Regions from separate parts of the Homo sapiens genome. Here region 1 is linked to region 2. Evidence: chromatin loops called from intact Hi-C (ENCODE). Cell type or tissue: Calu3. All regions are shown on one strand. Each heading gives the region's core, and the rest is flanking DNA. Links, peaks and the distances in the headings are about the cores only. Region 1 overlaps LOC105377202 (a long non-coding RNA gene). Region 2 has its middle 69 kb from the start of C3orf38.

Evidence for each region. Hi-C counts contacts between places; a loop is a spot of excess contacts. Peaks named below come from ENCODE experiments on the same cell type or tissue, not always from the same donor. Only the 100,000 strongest peaks of a DNase experiment are listed, where the experiment ranks them.
Region 1: it touches region 2 in a loop (2.5-fold over the local background); 2 of 110 quality-filtered maps call a loop at or near these places.

The regions. Positions count from the first base shown.
Region 1 is chr3:88,294,137-88,303,628 of GRCh38, forward strand. All of the region lies in intron 1 of LOC105377202 (a long non-coding RNA gene), which reads left to right. Among named protein-coding and RNA genes, the nearest start is that of CSNK2A2IP, 40 kb to the right of the region's middle. In Calu3, for the core only: no CTCF peak of the experiment used is centred there; a DNase peak (open chromatin) is centred at 4,265.
Region 2 is chr3:88,214,129-88,223,620 of GRCh38, forward strand. No RefSeq gene overlaps it. Among named protein-coding and RNA genes, the nearest start is that of C3orf38, 69 kb to the left of the region's middle. RefSeq lists an enhancer at 5,236-5,405. In Calu3, for the core only: a CTCF peak has its summit at 5,304 (motif pointing right); a DNase peak (open chromatin) is centred at 5,353.

The sequences.
Region 1 (9,492 bases), core at 1,516-6,515, 79 kb after region 2:
GTAATGGGATTTATTAGGTCAAATGGTACTTCTGGTTCTAGATCCTTGAGGAATCACCACACTGTCTTCCACAATGGTTGAACTAATTTATGCTGCCACTCACAGTATAAAAGCGTTCCTATTTCTCCACAGCCTTGCCATCAACTTTGTTTCCTGACTTTTTAATAATCATCGTTCTGACTGGTGTGAGATGGTATCTCATTGTGGTTATGATTTACATTTCTCTGATGATCAGTGATGTTGAGCTTTTTTTCACACGTTTGTTGGCCACATCAATGTCTTCTTTTGAGAAGTGTCTATTCATATCCTTTGCCCACTTTTTGATGGGGTTGTTTGTTTTTTTCTTGTAAATATGTTTAAGTTGCTTGTAAATTCTGGATATTAGACCTTTGTCAATGGGTAGATAGCAAAAATTTTCTCCCATTCTGTAGGTTGCCTGTTTACTCTGATGATAGTTTCTTTTGCTGTGCAGAAGCTCTTTAGTTTAATTAGATCCCATTTGTCAATTTTGGCTTTTGTTGCAATTGCTTTTGGTGTTTTTGTCATGACGTCTTTGCCCATGTCTATGTCCTGAACGATATTGCCTAGGTTTTCTTCTAGGGGTTTAATGGTTTTGGATTTTACATTTAAGTTGTTAATCCATCTTGAGTTAACTTTTGTATAAGGTGTAAGGAAGGCCTCCAGTTTCAGCTTTCTACATATGGCTAGCCAATTTTCCCAGCACCATTTATTGAATAGGAGATCCTTTCCCCATTGCTTTTGTCAGGTTTCTCGAAGATCAGATGGTTGTAGACGTGTGGTGTTATTTCTGAGGTCTCTGTTCTGCTCCATTGGTCTATATGTCTGTTTTGGTACCAGTACCATGCTGTTTTGATTACTGTAGCCTTGTAGTATAGTTTGAAGTCAGGTAGCATGATACCTCCAGCTTTGTTCTTCTTGCTTAGTATTGTCTTGGCTATATGGGATCTTCTTTGATTCCATATGAAATTTAAAATAGTTTTTTCTAATTCTGTGATGAATGTCAATGATAGCTTGATAGGAATAGGATTGAATCTTTAAATTACTTTGAGCAGTATGGCCATTTTCACAATATTGATTCTTCCTATCTTTAAGGATGGAACGTTTTTCCATTTGTTTGTGTACTCTCTTATTTCCTTGAGCAGTGGTTTGTAGTTCTTTCTCCTTGAAGAGGTCCTTTACTTCCCTTGTTAGTTGTACTCCTTGGTATTTTATTGTCTGTGTAGTGATTGTGAATGGGAGTTCATTCATGATTTGGCTCTCTGCTTGCCTATTGATGGTGTAAGGAATGCTTGTGATTTTTGCACATTGATTTTGTATCCTGAGACTTTGCTAAACTTGCTTATCAGTTCAAGGAGTTTTTGGGCTGAGATTATAGGGTTTTGTAAACATAAAATCATGTCATCTGCAAACAGAGATAACTTGATTTTCTCTCTTGCTATACTCTTTATTTCTTTCTCTTGCCTGATTACCCTGGCCAGAACTTCCAATACTATGTTGAATAGGAGTGGTGAGAGAAGGCATCTTTGTCTTGTATTGGTTTTCAAAAGGAATGCTTCCAGCTTTTGCCCATTCAGTATTATATTGGCTATGAGTCTGTCATAAATAGCTCTTATTATTTTGATACATGTTCCATGAATAGCTAGTTTACTGAGAGTTTTTAACATGAAGGAATGTTGAAATTTATCAAAGGCCTTTTCTGCATTTATTGAGATAATCATGTGGTTTTTGTCTTTGGTTCTGTTTATGTGATGGATTACATTTATTGATTTGTGTATGTTGAACCAGACTTGCATCCCAGGGATGAAGCCAACTTGATCATGGTGGATAAGTTTTTTGATGTGCTGCTGGATTCGGTTGGCCAGTATTTTATTGAGGATTTTCGCATTGGTGTTCATCAGGGATATTGGCCTGAAGTTTTTTTGTTGTTGCTGTTGTTGTGTCTCTCCCAGTTTTGGTATCAGGATGATGTTGGCTTCATAAAATGAGTTAGGGAGGAGTCCCCCTTTCATTTGTTTGGAATCTTTTCGGAAGGAATGGTACCAGCTCCTCTTTTTATTTTTTCACATCTGAATCTTACCAGGGATTCAAGGGATTTAAAATCTGATAATTTACTAAATAGACAGAATGAGAGACAGAAAGAGTCTAGGAGGAATTCTAAGGATCTGGCTTCAACAATTGGGTATCTGATGATTCTAGGAAGAATACAAGGGAATGTCTCTTGATTCTGTCACCAAATACTTTTTATTTATATTGTCTTATAAATTGGCAATGCTTCTTTAGTAGGCACATTCACTGGTAGCTTGCAGATCCAGGAAGAAAGATCTGTTGATTTTTACCTTTGGAAAACCTTTACAAATATTTTCTTTCAAGGTGGCAAATTTGATCCCTCCTCCCCTACTCCCTTTATTCAACTCAACCTCTCTCTGTCAGTCGAAAATTTTATAAACCCTATTCTCTGGAAAACTTTGTCCCTCTATTTATTTTTAAATGGATTAGGCAGTTCTTAAACACAACAAATTGTGTTTTGGTTTCCTTTGCCAATATTGCTCTATTTGGAAGCCTATTTGCAAAAAAAAAAAAATTCTTTCATAGCTTTCAACTTACTGTTTGCTCAAATGGTTTTAATTGAAGATGCTAAAGCAGTGGTTTCAACTAGAATTTTCCCAGGGTTTCTTCAAGTACATGTAATAGAAGATTCATGTGTATGAATCTTCTATTCTCTGTTAACAGTAGAATCTTCTAAACTCTGGGAAGTTTATATTGTACTTATACTCTTGAGAGCAACTGAAACTAAGGTCCCACAAAAATCCCAAGTGGCTGCGCATAGTAGAAGCCTGTGTTGAGACATCTTAGACACAGAAAGCAAGCAGAATCTCATGTGAGAAATCTTGGAACAGATGCCTTAGAACAGAGTGCAGTGGCACAATCATAGCTTACTGCAGCCTCGACCTCCTGGGCTCAAGGGAACCTTTCACCTCAGTCTCCTAATTCACTGAGACTACGGGCACTTACTACCACATCTGGCAACTTAAAAAATTTTTTGTAGAGACAGGGTCTTGCATTGTTGCCACAGCTGGTCTCGAACTCCTGGACTCTAATGATCCTCCTGCCTTGGCCTCCCAAAGCACTGGGATTACAAGTGAGAGCCCAGCCTCCTGAGATTCTTTATTTAATGGTGGCTAATCATTCTCCCAAGGAACACTAGAGAGATTTTTTAGCTTTTAAACAAAATGTGAAGCTAAACTGAAAGCGAAATAAGAATATGATCACTTTTGTCAGAATAAATGATGAAGACTCTTGAGCATTTCCAGATTATTTTTGAAGAGGACAGTTTATTTTTAGAACACATCTTTTATTGTTAACTACAAATTCAATTAAGCCTAGAAAAAGCCCCAAATGGCCAAATGATTATGGGCCAAAATTATTTACTTATTTATAATATTTTTATTTCTAATATGTTCTGAATTTATAGCATATCTATTTAACATAAATGATAAGATTCATTTTCTGTTCATATTCCTGAACGAAATAGAAATATTAGAAATATTTCTGAAAATATATATCAGCCTGACTTTTATTCCTTGCCTTGTTTTCTCTTAGAACGTTATAAACAATAAGTCTATGAATAAGTAGTTATTAAGTGTGTGCTAGGTTTAAGATATTGTGTGATGATTACATCCTTGGAGGTAAAGTGCAATTTCCTGAGATGTAATATAAAACTTTAAAAAAATGATGACGTTCTGGCACTTGAATTACTAAGCTTTCTATGTATACAAGTTAGTGTGTACTCATACAACCCTGATAGATTTTAATATTTTACTAATTAGTAGAACAAAATAATTCTCTGTGGAAATAATTCTATCTCAGTATTGCTTGATGACAAAACTCAACCTCAGGTCTACAAAGATATTTAGAATATATGATTCAGAAGCTACAATAAGTCAACGGTTATTGGCTTGGAAATGAACTATAATGCAGACAACAATAAAAGCGTTCAAATATGGTTTGACTTGGTGAATTTAGTTACTATGTGATATTGGTATTTAGTGAGGAACTGGTTTACCATAGGAAATTATTTTTAAGCCAAAACACAAAGCAAATCAATATTTTTGCTTCTATGGTATTTTACAAAGGGCATTTCTACTTCACCACAATCAATTTTGCCAACCTGCTAATGCCTTTGACCCTGATCCGAGAACCTTTTGCTTGAACTTGGTGTCCCAAGTAAGATAAATATGGTCGTAAATGTGGTTTGTGGAGGGCAAAGGGACAGCCAGCCTGAGCTTAACCAACCAGTGCTAAGTGTAATATTATGGTGTAGAAGAGGAAAGAGGAAACATGCCAACTCAGAGATGAAAGAATTTCCTGTGCTTCACTCCTCAAAGCATTCGAAATTATTGAGTTGGCTCCTGATATACAGGAAAATATTCTAAACTGGAAAGTAATTTGTTTGACAGTATTTCCCCCCATGGTGAAAACCCATGAAAATAACCCCTATGTATTATAATATATAGGGTGAAAGTTGATATCCTATATCTCTAGTAATATTTTCCTTACATGAGGAAAGTCTCTGGAGTCTTGATAATTAAAACTACCCCATAATACTGACAAAGTGGATGTAGGTTGAGATTTTCCACCACATAAGTACTGGCTTAGTTTTATTGCCTGAAAAAAAATGTACTTTTTTTTTCATAAGTGAGTTTTTCTACATTTACTCTGTGCCAGTTCTAACATTTATTTTTATTTTATACAAGTTTTTATTTTTTTCTCATATAATTAAATTCAGATTTTTTATTGGTTGGAGTTGACTGCTTGGAAATTTTTGTCTTCAAAATGATTCCTGCAAATAACCTCTGACTGGTCTTGTTTCTGCATTGAAGAGAAGGTAGGGTTTAGATGGAGATGAAAGATAAGAAGGAAGTGTTGCTGACAAACAAAATCACTTTCATCATGGTGTTCCCACAGTTAAAAACTAAGTATATGTTAAAGCTTATCTCAAAAAGTACTATCTCATTTATTTGCCAAGGCATTTTTTTCATCCACAAACAACTTTATTTCTTTATTTATCTCTTGCTTTTTGTAATCTATTTCCCTACGAGTACTTATCCAAACTTATGTTTTTTTCCCCTCTGAAACTTTTCACATGATTTTCCTCCTGCCTAACATGCCTTTTCTTCTGCTTTCTGCCTGTTCAAATCTTACATGTTCTTCCAGGCCTTGCTGAAGCCTAGATAAAGCTTTCACAGACAAATCCTGGCCAAGCAAGCTCTTTGTGTGTGTTCATTATTTTAAATGCCTTTATTTATATTTATGTGATTATCTATCTGTCTATCTATCTATCTATCTATCTATCTATCTATCATCTATCTATATCTTTTTTTTTTTTTAGGCAAAATTTCGCTCTTGTCACCCAGTGCAATGGCTTGATCTCAGTTCACTGCAACCTCCGCCTCCCGGGTTCAAGCAATTCTCCTGCCTCAGCTGGGATTACAGGTGTTCACCACCATGCCCAGCTAATTTTGTATTTTTAATAGAGACAGGGTTTCGCCATGTTAGCCAGGCTGGTCTCGAACTTCTAACCTCAGGTGATCTGCAGACCTTTGCCTCTCAAAGAGCTGGGATTACAGGCGTGAGCCACGGCACCCAGCCTATCATCTGTCTATCCATATCTATCTCGCTTAGCGATAAATACCTAGACTTTGGAGTCTCACTGCCTGGATCACAGTCTCACAATTTTGTCTGTTCAGATGTGTAAGTCTAGGCTGCAATACCAATTAGTAGTAGAAGGAAAAGTTATGCATAAGTTCTGTTGGTGGAGATGGGTTATTTTATTTGTTAGATTGCTCCCACACTTTTAATTCAATATTTTTCTTGGGAAAGTTTTCATAGAAATAATGTTTGAGCTAGCTGAGCTTTGAAGTTCAGTTGGATACCTGAAGAAAAGAAAGAGTGTTTTAAGCAGGAGAATAGCATGAGAAATATTACAGAAGCAAGAAAGAACAAGGTGTGTTTGCATAAACAGTAGCAGATTAATTGAATATAATCTACAAAATAGAGATCCATTTAGGCTGCTGGTACCTAATAGCTCTGCTATTTAAAGTGTGCTCTTTTTCTTAAACGGTTTGGTTATATGAAATAATAAAAGATAGCTGAGATAATATGCATAGCACAATACAATTCATCACAACTATTTAGAGAAATGTGAACAGATGTGTCATTTTGGCTCAAAGAAACTATGTTCATGAGTCTTCTTTTTCAGTACATTAAATTCCTACTCTATTTAATAGCTATTTGCAGTATATCGAGTTTTGTCCTTAATTGATTATTTGTATGTGTTTTAAGCCTACCATAGTAATCATTATGGTTTCAACAAAAGCAAAAATAATCTTGTTTTTCTAACGTTTATCATAAATGCTGGACAGAGATCATAAATTAACCTACCATCAATGTTCTAAAAAGTTTTACTCTACATAGATGATGAGGCAACTATCAAAACATGTGATTGACAGGAGGAATTCTACCATACAACTTAACACTTTTTTGTTTCAGGTTAATATCTTGCTTCTAACTTAATTGAGTCCGGAACTGATATGAGATTATTGACATAGTATTGATCCAAGGTAGTCCTCATTATTTATCATTCTTGCACTTAACAAATCCTTATTGAGTACCCACTATGTGTGATAGGCATTGATATAAACACTTGTGATCCATTGGTGTACCAAACAGATAAGTAAACTTAACATTCTTGTGGTTATGTATATAACCATGCATATAACAAAGAATATATTTTAATGATTGTAAGCTTGAGCTCAAAAATGGAATAGAATTGGGGTCAAAGTTCAGCTCTAGCTTTAATTAGCTTGGTTTTTCTCCCTACGCTTCAGTTTCCCTATCTGTAAATTAGGGATAATGATGGTATCATCATCTTAGGGCTGTTGTGGGAATTAAGTGAGCTAATGCTTTTGAAGAGAATAATATGAATAATACTCTAGAACTTATTAAATGCAATTTATGTCACTTAAAGTATTAGATAATTATTTATGTTATCTCCTTAAAAATAGCATTTTATTAAAATAAGAATACATTGGAAGCTTCATTGGATGTGCAACCATACAGGTACATTTGGACTATTAACATTTTACAAAAGATAATCCTTTTTTTCTTGTGACTCTGCAAAATTGGAAATGTAGCTTGTTGCTGATTGTAGTTCTGAAAGACAGTTTGTACTTCCCAGAGCCTTAGCTGCTCTATGATTACAAAAGAGTAAACGTTACATGACTTTTTTACGTATACAGAGTATTACTCAGTAAATGACTAGTTCAGCATACCAAATGGTATTTTACTGGTCTGAAAGACCTTTCCAAAGTATCTAATATGTACCCAGAGAAGTTAGTTGTCTGACTAATCTTGAAAAAAATGGAACTCTGTAACTCACTCTTCTTATGTTTTATTTCTATTTTCAATTAGGTAGCTTGTAAATCAAAGGGTAACACTTATGTAAACAGCTGTTCATCTGAATTTATGGCAGTTAATGGCCTTGATTCATTTATTTATTCACTTATGCTTTCTTCTTCTTCTTTTTTTTTGAGTTAGTGTTTGCTCTGTTGCCCAGGCTGGAGTGTGTGACACAATCATGGCTCACTGCAGCCTCCAACCTCCTGGCTCAAGCATTCCTGCTGCCTCAGCCTCCTGAATAGCTGGGACTACGGGCAAGTGCCACCACACCCTGCTAAGTTTCCTTTTTTAAAAATTTTGTAGAGAATGGGTCTTGCCACATTGCCCAGGCTGGTCTTCAATTCCTTGCCTCAAGCAATCCTCCTGCTTGGGCCTCCCAAAGTGCTGGGATTACAGGCATGAGCCATCTCATCCAGCCTCATTTGTTCTTTTATTCATTAATTTGCTCATTTATTCATTATATTTAAAAAATGATACTGTATTAAAATATATAAGAGAAGTAGAAGATTGGCTGAGGAACTGATTTGGGGAGAGATGTAATGAACAGAGTACCTAGAAAATAAAGTTGCAATATCAGCACAATGCAACAAAAGCAAATGATTTATGGTGGTCAGGAAGTCTTCTTGGAGTCAAGTTGAAAGAAATGAATGCTGTGCATTGGCTAGGAACCAGTCAGGTATTAAAGGTAGGATGCATATTTAATCTTTTATGCTGGGATCTTTTATAGGAAGGCTATTTTCTATTCTTTTTGAACAACACCCCCATCATTTAGGTAAGGAGAATTAAAGTGCAAATAGCCAAAATAAAGCTTGCTCTTTAAGCACTCTCTCTTACGTTTTGAAGACGATGGCAAATTTTATTTGTACATTTAAATTTGCTTGACTTTTTTTCCCTTTACCAATTGGAAAATATGTCAAGACTAAAATGCATTCACTATAGACTAAAAACCACTTTAGCAGGGATGCACAATTTTCCCCCAACCCATGTGGCCTTGAAAATGAGCCTGCAAGGGAAGAAACTGGGCTGTATAAAAGTGTCTCTGATTCTTGGGTGGCTTGTGGTTAGTGTTATTGTTTTTAAGAACTGATTTTGGCTTCTGTGGTACATTGACCTGTGCATGGAATCCCAAGTAAACGTTTCCACTCGGTGGGACACTGGGTCAAAGACAAAGCCTTCGCTCCTTTTCCAGTAACAATTTTTTTTCTTTGCACTCACATGATGATTGAAAGCCCTTCTCTTTTTTTTAGGGCAAACCGTCTTTCTTCAAACAAGCATTCCGTAATTTGGGAAGCTTACTTTTAAGGCTAAAGTTCATCCCAAAGCAGGGTGAGACAACCTTCTATGTGGTTAATTTTAAGGATGTAAAAGGCTTGCTTTCCACTTACCGTTCAATTTCCTACAAAGAGCTATTTCCAGAATTAGCCCTTAACATTTTGGTTAAGCCATGTTTCTCCAGAGGGCCACTACTAACATCCTCTGATTTAAACCATTGGCAGCTTGAACACAGATTAGTTTATTGGATTATCTAGAAAGGCTGTAGAGCCCTCTCCCTTCTCCCTTCTCCCTTCTCCCTTCTCTCTTCTCCCTTCTCCCTTCTCTCTTCTCCCTTCTCTCTTCTCTCTCTCTATCTTTCCACGGTCTCCCTCTGTTGCCGAGGCTGGACTGTACTGCCGTGATCTGGGCTCGCTGCGACCTCCCTGCCTTGGGCTCCCGTGATTCTCCTGCCTCGGCCTGCCGAGTGCCTGGGATTGCAGGCACGTGCCGCCATGCCTGACTGGTTTTTGTATTTTTGGTGGAGACAGGGTTTCGCTGTGTTGGCCGGGCTGGTCTCCAGCAGTGATCTGCCCGCCTCGGCCTTCCAGGGTGCTGGGATTGCAGACGGAGCCTCGCTCACTCAATGCTCAATGTTGCCCAGGCTGGAGTGCAGTGGCGTGATCTCGGCTGGCTGCAGCCTCCACCTCCCAGCCGCCTGCTTTGGCCTCCCAAAGTGCTAAGATTGCAGCCTCTGCCCGG
Region 2 (9,492 bases), core at 2,913-7,912:
GTTCTTACGAGTGTTATTAAAAAACTCCCATAGGAATTTTTTTTTTACAAAAAAACACTGGAGCAGATTTAAGTTAATTATATAAACCATTATAATTTAACAAAATTCCATATAAGACCCATTCAAATGGACACACAATGACTTGATTCTATGATTATGTTCTTTGGGAATTGAATGGACGTTCCATTCTGAGAGAAAATATGAAATTTAATTACTAAAAGAAAGTAAATCTATTTCTGGATTCAACCTAAACACAAACATTATTTGTTCCTGCTTAGCAAAAGAATTTTGAATATACTGAGCGAAACCTGAGTGAGTTTCCATTTCTGTTTTCTCATAAGAATTTGTTGGTCAGATAATAAAAGGGAAAGCTTGGAAATTATAAATTTTTGGAAGAGCCGTATATGTGTCATATGTGATTGTAATTTAAAAACAAACTAATTTTAATGACATTTGATTTATTATTTTTAAGAAATATTCTATAAGCATTGGTAATTTTTGTTTTTCAAAATTTAATAGTGTTATTATATTGGTTACTACAAATTCAGTCTTATTTTTATTCGTGACTCTTTTCCTATATAATATTAAAGCTAAATTATATTATAGATTGGCAAAAGTAGTTATGTCAGGAGGAACTTTTCCTTCTTTTCCCCTTTTATCCTTAAAAAGACAACTTTTTTCTTTTAATTTCACAGTTAAAATATAATACCATAAACATACTCTTATTCAGGAGAAATTTTATTCAATTATCTCATTTAAAAATGCTTATATGAGTCAAATTTAATGATTTATCAGCATGTATAATTTACTTCTAGTTTAGAATAAGCTGAGTACAAAAAAACTCATTAATCAGAGTGTCATTAGTTCATAATTTATAAATATTCAACTTAACTAACTGGAATTAACTGGAGTTGTGGAGAAATAATGGAGATTTCACATTAAAAAATAATAGGCATTGAGGCAAGGAAAATATTTAGTTTAATATAAAAGTAATAATTTTTCCTTAGTTCTTTCATTTACTACTAGCTTATCTTTTAAAATATATCTAGCATGTATGTTTATAAAATATAGAACATCACATAGAAATATATCACCTTTCTCTAAAGCAATGTTAAGCTTTCATCATTCATTTGTTCAATCACTAAATACTTATTGAGCATCAACTATGTACCAGGCACTGTGCAGGAGATGATAATAATAGATGGTGGTGGTGATGAGGAAGAGGCACACAGGTAGAAGAAAGCAAGGAAGTAAAGAAAACCAAAAGAAACAGCCAGAGAGACCAGGGAATTGGAGTATGTTGTCAAAAAGCCCTAAGAGAGGGAGTTCTTTTTTTTTTTTTTTTTTAGAAGGAGTGTCACTCCATCGCTGGAGTGCAGTGGCGCTATCTTGGCTCACTGCAACCCCCACCTAATTTTTGTATTTTTAGTAGAGACAGGGTTTCACCATGTTGCCCAAGCTGGTCTCAAACTCCTGACCTCAGGTGGGCGTCAGGTGGGATTACAGGTGTGAGCCACTGCGCCTGGTCTGAGAGTATTTTTAAAAAGTGTTTAACTGTGTCGAAAACTCTGAAGGAATTAAGAAAAAGGATACTGAACATTTTTCATTATATTTGCTAATGTGGAGGTCATTAGTGGCTTTGCAAGAATAGTTTTAATGGAATAATAAGAGCTAAAGCCAGATTAAAGGCCATTAAGAAGTGAGTGGAGACAGCCTGTGTAAACAATTCTTTCGAGAAACTTGACTCTCAAGGGCAGTACCTCAGAAGGAATATATAGTCAATGATTTTAGAAGTACATTAAAGGACCCAAATTATTTGCTTTTTCTCCCTTTGAGAAGAATTCTTTTAGTTATCCTCCCCTAGATTTTGGGCTGGCCTTAGTGACTTGCTGACCAATAGAATGTGGCAAAATGATGTTTCTTGGCTTCAGAGGATAAGTCATTAAAAACTTTGCAGCATCCACCTGGACTTCTTGGAGTTTTTGCTCTTGGAGCCATGAACCACCATGTAAAAAGTCTGAGAACTGAGATTATGTTCTGAGGAAGCCTGGGCTAGACACATGAAGAGGCTACATAGAGAGAGGTACCTGGATAGCTCCATCTGTTCCAGCCATCCTAGTGCAGGCAACAGGTCTTGAATGGAGAAGTCATTGTGATCGCAGCCTCAGCAGAAGTGATGTGAAGAACTGACAAACTCAGCTCACCAGGCCAAATGAGGCTCCAGACATATGGCCCCAGTTGAGCTATACCAACCATCTTGACTCTGCTGAAACATCCATTATTATGGAGCAGAGAAAAATCATTACCACTGTGCTCTGCTCAAATTCCTGATCTACAGTATGATGAACATAATAAAATAGTTGTTGTTTTATGTCATTAAATGTTGAGGAGGGTTTTTTCCACAATGATAAATAACTGGAAAAACCTTACACATAGTAGCTGTTCAACAAATATTTATTTAATTTAATAGTATGATTCACAAAAATTCAATTTATTTGATTTATTAAATGGAGCACATGCTTAAATTGGACATATATATAAAATGAAATTTTCTTAAGATGAATGTGTAATTCAGCATTCCAATCATTTAATTGGTCATTTGTCCTACTAGTCAAAATTGGTGAAAATTTTTATATTCTTAAATTATTTACACTCAAATTATTGAAAGTTTCTGTATTTTTAAAGCAACTTCTATATACCCAAATTTTGCAAAACGTTTGATATTGACTTGATCTATACTTACTTTGTTCCAAGAATTATTCTAAAGGCTTGATGTGTATCAAATCATTTAACCTAAGAACAACCATACCAGGAAGGTATTATTTTAATCCAGATTTTACAGAAGAATAAATGGAAGAACTAAGAAGTTAAATAATATTGTCAAAGTTGTACAGCTAATGCCTGATCAAACAGGGATTTGAATCCAGGTACTTGGGCTCCGCAGCTTCTGGTCTTGCTAGATGACAGTCCTAGCACCCGCTCCTTCCCCAACACATGCATGTTGTTTGAGTCCTTTTTTCTCAGCATCTGGATGAGAAAAAGTATAGTTGATGGAAGTCCTTGAGTAGCAAGATTGAAGGAAAGTGAAGGAAAACTTTGGAACTGGGGGCACTTCCCAGGCTAAGTGTAACAGTGATAGGTTAAGGAAAAGGAGATGGTTGCTCAGAAAGACGAAGTCAAAGAAGCTTCCTCTTTTGTATCTCAGCCCAGGTCTTATCTGTACTCCCTCCTGTGCTGAAATGATTGATCAACTGAGCCTAAGTCAGTTCCAAAATGTATTTAAGATATGCTCCAACATAAAATCTTTTAGTCTCCAACATAAAATCTCCTCCAACGTAAAATCTTTTAGTCTCATTTTACTTAGAGCTTCCTATACATTTTGGCTATGCTACATAAGGCCTGAATGTTAGGTCACACGTCCAAATACAATTTAATTGTTAAGCTTCGCAGTCTTACATACATACAACTCAATATTCACAGTCAAATTTGTGATAAGTACAACCTCCCCTTTCTCCCAAAGTGGCATAATCACTGAAATACAGGCACTATACTGTTCTTCAGGAAGTTCTTGGCAGCTTTCAAATACTCCTCAGCAACATTATCCCACATCAACCTTCAAGGAAATGACACTGGACTGCTACCAAAGCTTTGTTATGTGTTACCCAGAAATATGACTCTCAGTGGTGAATTCTTGTAACTTTCTCTAAATGGATTATTCCCATCTGGAGAAGCATTATGTGTTAAAGGTGACTACTGATAGAGGTGGCAAGAGATAATTCCATAGCAGGAAAAGCAACTTGCAGTATTTTTTATGTCAAATTGACTTTATCCTAGTGAAAGGATAGTATGTGAAATAAAAATATCTTAAAAATGGAATTGTATAAAGAATAAAATGTCTCTTTTTCTACACATTTATTGATATGATTTGGTGGTGTCCCCAACCCAATCTCATCGTGAATTCTGGTTCCCATAATCCTCACGTGTCATGGGAGGGACCCAGTAGGAGGTAATTGAATCATGGGGGTGGTTACCCTCATACTGTTCTTGTGATAATGAGTGAGTTCTCCTGAGATCTGATGGTTTTATAAGGGGTTTTCCCTCCTTTTGTTCTGCACTTCTCCTTGCTGTTACCATGTGAAGAAGGACGTGTTTTCTTCCCCTTCCGCCATGATTGTAAGTTTCCTGAGATTTCCCCAGCCATGCTGAACTGTGAGTCAATTAAACCTCTTTTCTCTAGAAATTACCAAGTCTGTGGTATGTCTTTATTATCAGCGTGAGAATGGACTAATACGTTCATTAGATTACATTTTGGATAAAGCAGGTGTGATCAGCAACACTCTCACCATCAAGCATATCTTTGCTGTAACTCCCTTTGAATAGGAAAGAAAGTATCATTGTATATGTGTATGTAGGCACATGTGAATTTATCATGTGGAGGAAGCAGGACAAAGAAGGGGAAGATGAGGCCATAAAAGACAGGCATATAGGCGTCTGTGCTGGGGGAGTAAGCGTAGAGGTGCAAAAGAAGAGGGAGATTAGTAAATAATAAAAGGAAAAGTCAGGTTGTAACAAGGGACTAGGATGGTGATCCTAGTTAGCGGACAAAATAGTTTCTGAAGGCTTCTGTAAGTGAGGATTAGACATTTTTATTGATGGGTACTTGAATTTTTCTCCTACTCTATTTTCAAATGAAGCAGATTAATATTCTTGCTTCTTATAAGAAAACTTTAGTTTCCAGACAGTGATAATTTTCACAGCATGAAAATGTTACATAGTCTTCTGACTAACCTCAGTTACTTAAGTATTGTAAGGTTCTATTTTCAGGTATCATCTGTTTTCAGATACTTTTGCTATAGTGATGCTTCAGGCATCATTTTCTTATTTTTAGGATACAATGGCCTCTGGGTTTCTGCCATTCATTTTCTGACTGTGGTATCCAAAACCATTCGAACAGAAGGTGCATGGTGGCACACACTCTCAGCTGTGGACCCGTGTCGTTCTCAGGCTTCCTCCTAAGGACAGAGCCCTGAATGTCATCGTGGGCCATGTGCTTCTGAAAGAGAGCTCCTCCTTTTCAGCCCTGGGGGATGTGTCTTAAGTAATGGTGATTCAGTTCACCCAGTTATTGGTTTAAGCATGTGCATGTCATGTGTTCTGGCCAATGAGATAGAAGGAAAAGTCATCTGGGGATGTGTCAGCTCTTAATTTATTGCCTCAGCTCTGAATGCATCCTTCGATACATGCTCTATGATCAATAACAGAATTCCTTTAAGATTTTCTCTTTAAAGTAAGTATGACACTAAGCATTCTCAGTAGAGGGCGCTGGAGAAACATCGTAGGAGGCAGAGGCTTCATGCAATTGCAGCCTGAGCTGAGGAGCGACTGTGTGGTTGTGGGTACTTGGAGTGGAACCTGCCTGAGCCACAGGTTCAGAACACGATTTCTCTGTGACCTTGTCGTCTTGGCCTGGAGATGAGCTGGCTGGTCTGCATGCAGCTGCCTGGGACCCAAGGGGTAGCCCCCTGTGCAAGCCCATTCCCACCAGCCCACAAGCTCTGAAGGTCTTTGCCCTCCACTGGGTGGGTGGGGGTGGGGTTGGGGCTGCTGAAGGTCTTTGCCCTCCACTGGGTGGGTGGGGGTGGGGTTGGGGCTGCCTGTTTGCCTAGCAACTCTAGATCAGTGCAGGTCTGGCTAAACTAGCTAACTTTCTTGCTATCCAGTGGCTGAAGCACACCTTTTCCAACAAGGCCTGGATTCCTCAGATTGTCCATGTCTTAAAGTCACTTTTATTATAGCTAATAATTTTTATTTTAAACTTTCTATATTTAACCTACTGTGTGATTTCTATCTCCTGATTAGATTCAGATTGCTACAGGGGGTTCCTGGGAAACAGCTCTTTAGTCATAAAAAGCAGTGAATGAATGAGTCTTCCCTTTTCTGACTCTGAATGTTAATACCATACATGTAACCCCCAGAACTACAGGGTTCATTTTTAGCCAATGGGAAAAGCCAAGGAAAGAACCTGGATTTCTTTTTTTAATTTTAAGTAGATATGAGGGTCTTGCTATGTTGCCTAGGCTGGTCTCAAACGTCTGGGCTCAAGTGATCCGCCCATTTTGGCCACCCAAAGTGCTGGGATTATGGGTGTGAGCCACTGCGCTCGGTCAGAAACTGGATTTTTGATGACATCATCATGCCCTTGATTTGACCAACCCTGCTGTGGTCCTCAAATGAGGTTGTGAGGGGTGAGGGTGGGGAGAAGCACATACCCTTATATTTAGGCTACTTGGGGTTGTGATTTCACTTACTTGCAGGACAAAGCACTCCAACAAAAATGTAAAATATTCCCTTGTTTAAAGTCATCATTAGTCTTACTTTCTTTTTTTTGAGATGGAGTCTCGCTCTGTCACCCAGGCTGGAGTGCAGTGGTGCAGTCTCAGCTCATTGTAACCTCCACCTCCCAGGTTCAAGTGATTCTCCTGCTGCAGCCTCCTGAGTAGCTGGGAGTACGGGTGACTGCCACCATGCTCAGCTAATTTTTGTATTTTTAGTAGAGACAGGGTTTCATCATCTTGGCCAGGGTGGTCTTGAACCCCTGACTTCGTGATCCTCCCGCCTCGGCCTCCCAAAGTGCTGGGATTACAGGCGTGAGCCACTGTGCCTGGCCCAATCTTACTTTCTTTAAAGCAGTCACATTGTCTCTTGGCAAGCCTGGTGAGAACATCAGTTGTTACCCTTTTCATTCATTAGATTATATTACCCATCTTGCTTAACAAATTCCAGAAGAGCTCTAGTTTCCTTTCATTGTCACAAATATTCAAGTTCCTCATATCACAAAGTTACATCAGCATTTCTTTTATTCTTTCAGGTTAGTTTTCTTTTTCTTTTCTTTTTTTTTTTGTGTGTGTGACAGAGTTTTGCTCTGTCACCCAGGCTGGAGTGAATTGGCGCCATCTTGGCTCACTGAAACCTCCACCCCCCAGGTTCAAGCGATTCTCCTGCCTCACTCTCCCAAGTAGCTGGGATTATGGGTGCCACCACCATGCCCTGCTAATTATTTAATTTTTGAACTTTTAATAGAGACAGGATTTTGCCACGTTGGCCAGGTTGGTCTCAAACTCCTGACCTCAGGTGATCCACCCGCATCAGCCTCTTGAAGTTCTAGGATTACAGATGTGAGCCACTGTGCCCAGCCTCCTTTCTGATTATGTTGAATTTCTACTAGTTTTTATGGCCAAAAAAAAAAAAAGCCATTGACAGGAAAGCCCTGTGAGTTATTTCTTTGGAGGATAAAACATGTTACATGTCAATTCTTCCTCAGAAACCTGGAATGGCCTCTCTTCCAGGAAACAGACACTTCCCTCACTTTCTAACTTCTCTACTTTCACACAACTGGGTATAATGCTTCAATATAAGGCTCTGCTTAGAATGAATACTATACACACACAAGTTAATAAAAAGAGAAATACAGCACTCCAAGGCCTATTGTCTCACACCACCTGTGTCCCATGATGAGTACTTATAATTTACATCCTTGATTAAAATAAAATCTTTCCACAGTGGAGTGGGCTACAGAGAAGAAATCTGCCATATGGCTTTTACAGGTGTCGTCTGCTCATCATATTGTCATGGCATGGCTACTTTGCTCCTTGTTTACAGTATGTAGTTACTGCAGTTTCCTTTGCTTTCTGTGACTTCCTGAGGCTTCCTCCAGAAACATTTCCAGCACTCTAAGTATCACCAGTCCCTCCCTGTTGGAGCTGGTGACTGCAAATTCTTTGTTGGAAGAACAAAGGTCTTAAAATAATTCTTCCCATTTCACTCTACTCAGTCATCCTCCTTAAGCCCCCTCCCCTGCTTAGGATAGTGCATCTGATTATTGCTTCTCCTGTCTCTTAATGCCAGAATCTTATCCATGAGCCCCTCCCTCCCTCCCTCCCTCCCTCCCTCCCTCCCTTCCTTCCTTCCTTCCTTCCTTCCTTCCTTCCTTCCTTCCTTCCTTCCTTCCTTCCTTCCTTCCTCTTCTTCACAGAGCAGCTCACTCCACACTCCTTAAAGTGAAACCCCGTCTCTACTGAAAATACAAAAATTAGCGGGGGCATGGTGGCACGTGCCTGTAATCCCAGCTACTCAGGAGGCTGAGGCAGGAGAATCGCTCGAACCCAGGAGGCGGAGCTTGCAGTGAGCTGAGATCGCGCCACTGCACTCCAGCCTGGGTGACAGAGCAAGACTCCGTCTCAAAACAAAAACAAAAACAAAAACAAAAACAAAAACAAAAACCACTGCTTTTATTCTGGGCACTAAGGGAACAGATGTCCCTGAATCCCTTCCCAGACAGACCTGGTGGCCTGCATAAATATACTTCCATCTTGCATACATATTCTAGAGAATGATGACATGCATGCTTTCTATGGAGCTACCTAGGCAGTTAGGCTGCTCTTAAAGTTCATCAATGCCTTACTCACAGGAAAGGGAGGTTCAGACTCCTTGAATGTAGAAAGTTAACTGGTGTTTGCCTCGAAAAAAATAAAATTCAGGACTTAGTTAGAGGAGCAGGAGAAAAGGAGAAAAAAATAGGGCTGCTTTTTTTTTTTCACCTGCAGTGCTCCTCCCTTGCAATGCTTAAGGACACCTGCTAGTCTAAGAAAATGAAGGGTAAGATCCTGAGTATTTAGTGGACTGTGAGAGGAAGAAGCCATCAAGATGGGATTGCGAATCCCAGAATCTGAAACTCTTCAAGAAGCCACCCCAGGGGAGTGTCCTCAACATTTGTGTGCCCAAAAATGTAGTGCAAAATCATCATAACAGATGACCTTCTGATCAGAAAAGTCTTGATATTTCACTTTTAATAATCAGAAAAATAAAGTCTGTGAATGTACTTCTTTGAAACTCATAGAAGCCTTCAAAGATGAAACACTGAACTCAAGAGGTGGCTTGGATAAGTTATTTATTTTACAATTGGGGCAAAGAGGCTGAAAATTAAAAATCGAGAGTGTAGCTTTCTTTTGTGAATTTATTGAAAGGCCTGTCTACGCTCTTGCAGAGTTCTTGCTTCTGTTATCTTTTTTGCTTTCTTCTTTGGACGGAAATGAAGAACTCCTGAAAGCAATATTGAAGATTGGCCTCTGATGTGCTCCTTCTCCTGCCTCCCTTCCATCCAGAACTGAATGGTGATGAATTAAATGAGGACAGCTTCTGTCACCTTATATCAGGACACTTCACAAATAATCCTGACTTCTCACATCTCAGCAGGACCAACCTGAATCTCTCTTCAGGAGACAGAATTCTAATTGTGAAACCATGAAGGTCAAGATAGGACAAGAGGCTTCCTCACTTCTGCCTTCCCTTTGTATTAGCGACAACATAACTTTATCCTAATTGTGGCTCAGGTCTTTAACAAAGTATTAATTTATTCTTGACTTGTCAATTGTGAGCAGAAGTCATAAACTGTTGCATAGCATTCCCGTATGATTTTTTGTGTATAGGAATTTA